2 separate regions of the Mus musculus genome follow, and region 1 is linked to region 2. Evidence: chromatin contacts called from ENCODE Hi-C data. All regions are on one chromosome and are shown on one strand. Each heading gives the region's core, a stretch centred on a gene start or an enhancer-like site at or near the end of the contact. The rest is flanking DNA. Distances are from core to core; before and after follow the strand shown.

Region 1 (2,700 bases), core at 13-2,512, 1.5 Mb before region 2:
AGACCTAGAGTAGTGTACAGGGAAGAGCAGTTGGCACTTCCATTTGAATCACTATTTTGTTCCCTGTCCTCAATAGCAGACCCTCAGTACCCAGTGGGCTAAGAGAAGGAAGGGATGAGCCCCCAGACATGAGCCAGTGAGTACAGGTGCACCCCCATTCATTACTGCCATTTCCTTTAAATCTGAAGAAAAATGTACCAGGACTTTCCTTTGAAATTTGTGAGCACAAGGATTCTTCTGAGGCTGCCCATCTTCTGAATGCATACTTCTTCCAACTTTAGTCCAGGACTTCCCATATAACATCTGGAATCCTGTCAAGACCCACCCTACACTAGATGGAATTTGATCTGCAGAGTGGGCAGGATGACAGGTCCTGAATCCACACTGTGCTAAAGAGATCAGGGAAGGTCACATTTGACCTGTTAACCATGCCTGCTGTCATGTAGACATTAAATCACAGTTTTCCTGGTGACCTCCAGAGGTTGATATCAGGACACACATTCAACACTCAGACAACTGTTTCCCTGAGCCTAGGATATTGGTTTCCATCCCTGTACCTACTAATGTAGATCTCCCTCCCTAGACCTTGCTAGGGGTATATAAGGATACCCCTTTGATTGGGGAACCTGAAAGTCTCCTCCCTCCTGGCATCTCTTATAGGGGAAGCATGTATATTTGCAGGGGAATCACCCAGACAAAGGGTATAGGTGACCCAAGAAGACCAGAGAGAACCTGGGCTCACCCAATGACAGATCATCCAACACACAATGCTGGAAGGGTCCCTTGAAACCCTCCACAGGAAGAGGAGCCCATAGTCCTTTCTAGGACACATAGGTTGCTCTCCAACAATGAGGACATGAATCTCCTCACAAAATGAGTCCTGGACCTCTCTCCTGGGTCAGGAACTTGACTGGTGACATTAGTGATAAAGGGTTTATCTTCATCTCCAGTAATCACACAGTTGGTCCCTTTAAACTGCCCTCAGACATCTCTGTCACCTTCTTGATGGGAAATCCCACCTTCCCAGAGCACTGAGGACACATGGCAGACTGGGTGCTCAGCTGAGTCTCTGTGTCACAGGGACACATAGGCAGCATGGAGGCTCCCTCTTTGGTGATGACAGACTCAAGGCCAGGACTCAGCAGATGTCAGCCTTGGGACGAGCCGTTGTTCTCTGAGGGCATGGAGATGCTTATCAGCTCAGCTCCTCAAGGTGCTGCTTGGAGGAGAAAGATAAAGAGAGGGATGCAGGGCAGCACAGAGAATGGAAAGGGCAGAGCAGTGCCTTGGACACAGAGCCCACCACCCACAGCCCCTTGGATTCTGGGAAGTGCTCCTGCATGAGAGGCCACCTAGCTCAAGAGGAGGAAAGACAGCAGAGTCCAGGTGCTTTGCTGGAGCTGAAGGTCTCCTCAGAGTGAGGTCATCACAGCTAGAAGAGATATGGATGTGTCCTCTGTGCTTCCCTGCAAGGGGTGTATCCTGCTCACAGGTAAGGGTGCCTACTCCAAGACTGTGTGTGGGGTGGGGGAGGCCCAGAGTCTTCTGAAATGGACAGGATCCTTAGGGAAGATGTGTGGTTTTTGCTTACTTTCATGGTGCAGAAGGTGCAGTGAGGGACAGAGGCTCTTTAACAGGAAGGTCTGAGCAGACAGGAGCTGAGGAGGGGAGAGAAAATCCTCAGGTGCCCCTTTTCAATATCAGTCACATTGGCTAGCATTGGAATCCCAATGGTCCCCACCTTGACAGGGTGAACCTCCAAATAGAAGTCAAACCGGGGAGGGCCAGCAAGATGGCTCAGTGTGTGGAGACATGCCAGTCTGAATTCATTCCTCAGCTCTCACAGGGTAGATGGAGATACAGGTTCCTGCAAGGTCTGCTCTGCCCCCTACACAGGTGTGTGTCATGCACCCATAATGTGCACACTGAAACATGTGCCTTCCCAAACTCACACATACAATACAGAAATATAAGTTACACTTAAATGTAATGATTGTCTTTTGCTACTAGCCTGGAAACTATGTAGATAAATCCATGGTGATATCTCTCCTCCCTCCCTCCCTCCCTTCTTTTTTTTTCCCAACTGGTTTCTGAGATTTTTTTTTCAGGAACTGAACCATTTAAAAAGACCATACTAATCTCTTCCCTCAAAAAAAGCCTTTTTTTTTTTTTCCTAGTGGACTGGAAGTCGGAGTATCCAGAGGAGAAAGCCAATGGTTTAATGGAACCTTACATAGAACAGAAAACAATTCAGAAAGTGAGGACTGTGTGGAAGAGAAGGAGGAGGAGGAGGAGGAGGAGGAGGAGGAAGAGGAGGAGGAGGAAGAGTAAGAGTAAGAGGGGGTCAGAGAGCCGTTTCTCCTCACACCAGACAATCTTTATATGAAGAGTGATATGGGGGCACCTGAGTAGAGGATTCCTGAGAGGAAATGACACCCTCTGAGGCTCTGAGGGCATGGAGGTCATGTTGCTCACCTCCATTAAGGGCACACCCCTACCCAGAGGCCTAAGCTGAGGGATGCTCACAGCTGCTCAGGATTGGTGGCTTCTCTCTCTTCCCTTCTAGCCTCCCTCTTAACCTGCTGGCTCCTGCCCACCACTACCCAAGTCGACATCGAATCCTTACCACCCCAAGTGGTTGAAGGAGAAAATGTTCTTCTACGGGTTGACAATCTGCCAGAGAATCTTCTAGGCTTTATC
Region 2 (2,700 bases), core at 29-2,528:
GCGGTGAATGGATAGTGACCTTGGCAGTGGTGGACAGAAGCCAGCAGGTAAAGAGGGAGGCTAGAAGGGAAGAGAAATAAGCCAACAATCATGAGCAGGTGTGAGCATCCTTCACATTATGCCTATGGGTAGGTGTGTGTCCATAATGGACATGAGTAACATGATCTCCATGCCAGAGGGTGTCGTTTCTGCTCTGTGGAATCCTCTACTCAGGTGTCCCCATATCACTCTTCATATAAAGAGTGTCTGTTGTGAAGAGAACGAACTCTATAACATCCTCCTCCTCTTCCTCCTACTCCTTCTCCTCCACTCCTGCACACAATCCTCACTTTCTGAATTGTTTTCTATTCTATTTGCAGCTCTATTCAACCATTGACTCTCCTCTGAATACACTGATTTCTGGTTCACTAGAAAAGGCTTTGTGAAGACAGCCATTAAAATTATCTTTTTGGAATGCTCAGTTCCTGAAAAGAACTCAGAAAATAATGAGGGTGAAGAGGAAGGGAAAAACAAAGGAAATATTAAGGAAAGAAGGAAGGGAGAAGGGAAGGAAGGAACGAAATAAGGAAGGAAGGAAGGAAGGAAGGAAGGAAAGAAGGAAAGAAAGAAAGAAGGAAGGAAGGAAAGGAAAAAGGAAAGAAGTAAAGGAGGAAGGAAGGATATCTACATGGATTCATCTCTGCAGTTCCTAGGTTTGGAGCAAATGACAATCATTACGTTCAAGTGTGATTTAATAACTATGTACTGTATGTGTGGGTTTCCGAAGACTTTTGTCTTAGTGTTCTCATTGATGGTGCATGACACACACCTGTGTGGAAGGCAGAGCAGAGCCTGCAGAAGCCTGTATCTCCATCTACCCTGTTATAGCTGGTGAATGAATTTAGCCTGGCATATCTCCACACACTGAGCCAACTTGCTGCCCCCCCCCCAGGTTTGACTCCTCTTTGGAGATTCACCCTGTCAAGATGGAGACCATTGGAATTCCAATGCTAGCCAATGTGACTGATTTTGGACAGGGGCATCTGAGGATTTTCTCTCCCCTCATTAGCTCCTGTCTGCTCAGACCTTCCTGCTGCTGAGCCTCTGTTCCTCACTGCATCTTCCTGACTGCAACTACAGACACCCAAGTCTTCTCTAGGCACCTCCACTACAGAATATTTTTGGCTTCTGAGTTTCCCTTCCCACACACAATCAGATAGCTGGAACACTTACCTGTGAGCAGAACCCTCTGCCTGGAGGTACACCCATTGCTGAGAAGAAGCTCAGAGGACACCTCCATATCCCTTCTCACTGTACTGGCCTTTCTCTAGGAGAAGACCTTCAGCTCCTGCAAGGCACCTGGCCTCTGCTGTCCTTCCTCCTTCTGAGCTGAGTGTTCTCTCAGGCAGGAGCACTTCCCAGAATCCTATGAGCTGTGGGTGGTGGGGTCTGTGTCCAGGGCACTGCTCAGTCACTTCCACTCTCAGTACTGCACCTCATCTTTCTCACATTTTCTCTCTTTATGTTTCTTCTCCAACAAGACCTTGAACAACAAGGCTGACAAACATGGACATATCCTCAGAGAACAATGACTCATCCAAGGGCTGACACCTGCTGACTCCTCGATATGGGTCTGTCAGCATCAAAGAAGGAGCCTCTGTCTTTCCAATGTGTCCCTGAGACACACAGACCCGGATCAGAACCAAGTCTGCCCTGGGTCTTCCTTCAGTGCTCTGGGAAGGGGGATTTTCCATCAGGAAGGTGACATGCATGTCTGTGACATTTGGAAGGGACCAGTTGTGTGATGACTGGGAATGAAGATAAACCCTCTGTCACTAATGTCACCAGCCAAGTTCCTTACCCAAGACAGATGCCAGGTAGCAGCTGTGTGAGGAGTTTCATGTTCTTGGTATAAAGGAAGAGGTGACCTGTGTGTCTTGTAAAGGACTGTGGGCTCCTCTCGTATAGACTGTTACCAGATAACTTCCAGCATTATGGGTTGGTCAGGGCTGTGTGTTGGTTGAGCCCAACTGCTCTGTGGTCCTCCTGGGTCACATATGCCCTTTGTCTGGGTGATCCTGCAGCATAAGTCCTACCAGGAGAAAGGGAAATCTCAGGATCCCCAGAGAGAGGGGTGTCCATAGACACAAGAAGCAGAGCAGGGTCTAAGGAGGGAGATCCAAGTTAGTAGGGACAGGAATGGAAAGCAGTCTCCTAGGCAAGGTCTTAGCTCAGGGAAACAATTATCTGAGTGTTCAGTGAAAGCCCCATACAAAAAGACACAACTTCCTGTCTCGTAAGTGGGCCCTGGAGTAGTGAAATTCTTCAGAAATTCTTGAGAGAATCACAGCAAAGTTCTGGAGTCAGATCTCATTGTCCACTTGTTTTCAATTCTTGGACATGATGTCCCCTTGAGCAGCTAATGACCAAGATTAACATCAGCTTCTCCCTGATTCACAGACACCTGAGAATGTTCTATGGTGGGAACACTGCATATGTAGCTAGAGACAGAGAACTTGTGTTTCACATCTGTCACCTGTGGACTGTGTGAAGCTCATGTGGCCACTGTGTTCCCTGTGTCTCAGTTTCCCAGCAACAGCACAATAAAGGGAAAAATGTTACAATCTCAACAAATAGCCTTAATTATGAACACTGGGGCAGGATGGCTGTCCAGATCAGCAGGGTCGGCTACCATTTGCTCCAAGGAGAGGATTCTTTAGA

What was found. Hi-C counts contacts between places; a loop is a spot of excess contacts on that map.
Region 1: a loop to region 2 is called in a map of heart, with 6 times the contacts of the local background. The contact joins the promoter of Ceacam3 here to the promoter of Psg20 in region 2. A Hi-C loop is called at or near these places in 4 of 37 maps with a recorded cell type or tissue (heart and v-Abl transformed pro-B cells).

Annotation. Positions count from the first base shown.
Region 1 is chr7:17,148,957-17,151,656 of GRCm38, forward strand. It overlaps Ceacam3 (carcinoembryonic antigen-related cell adhesion molecule 3), which reads left to right and starts at 1,263. Exons shown (of 7, transcript NM_054059.2): 1 at 1,263-1,492; 2 at 2,567-2,700. The coding sequence starts at 1,444.
Region 2 is chr7:18,684,714-18,687,413 of GRCm38, forward strand. Psg20 (pregnancy-specific glycoprotein 20) reads right to left here and starts at 1,279. Exons shown (of 6, transcript NM_054058.1): 1 at 1,213-1,279; 2 at 1-60. The coding sequence starts at 1,279.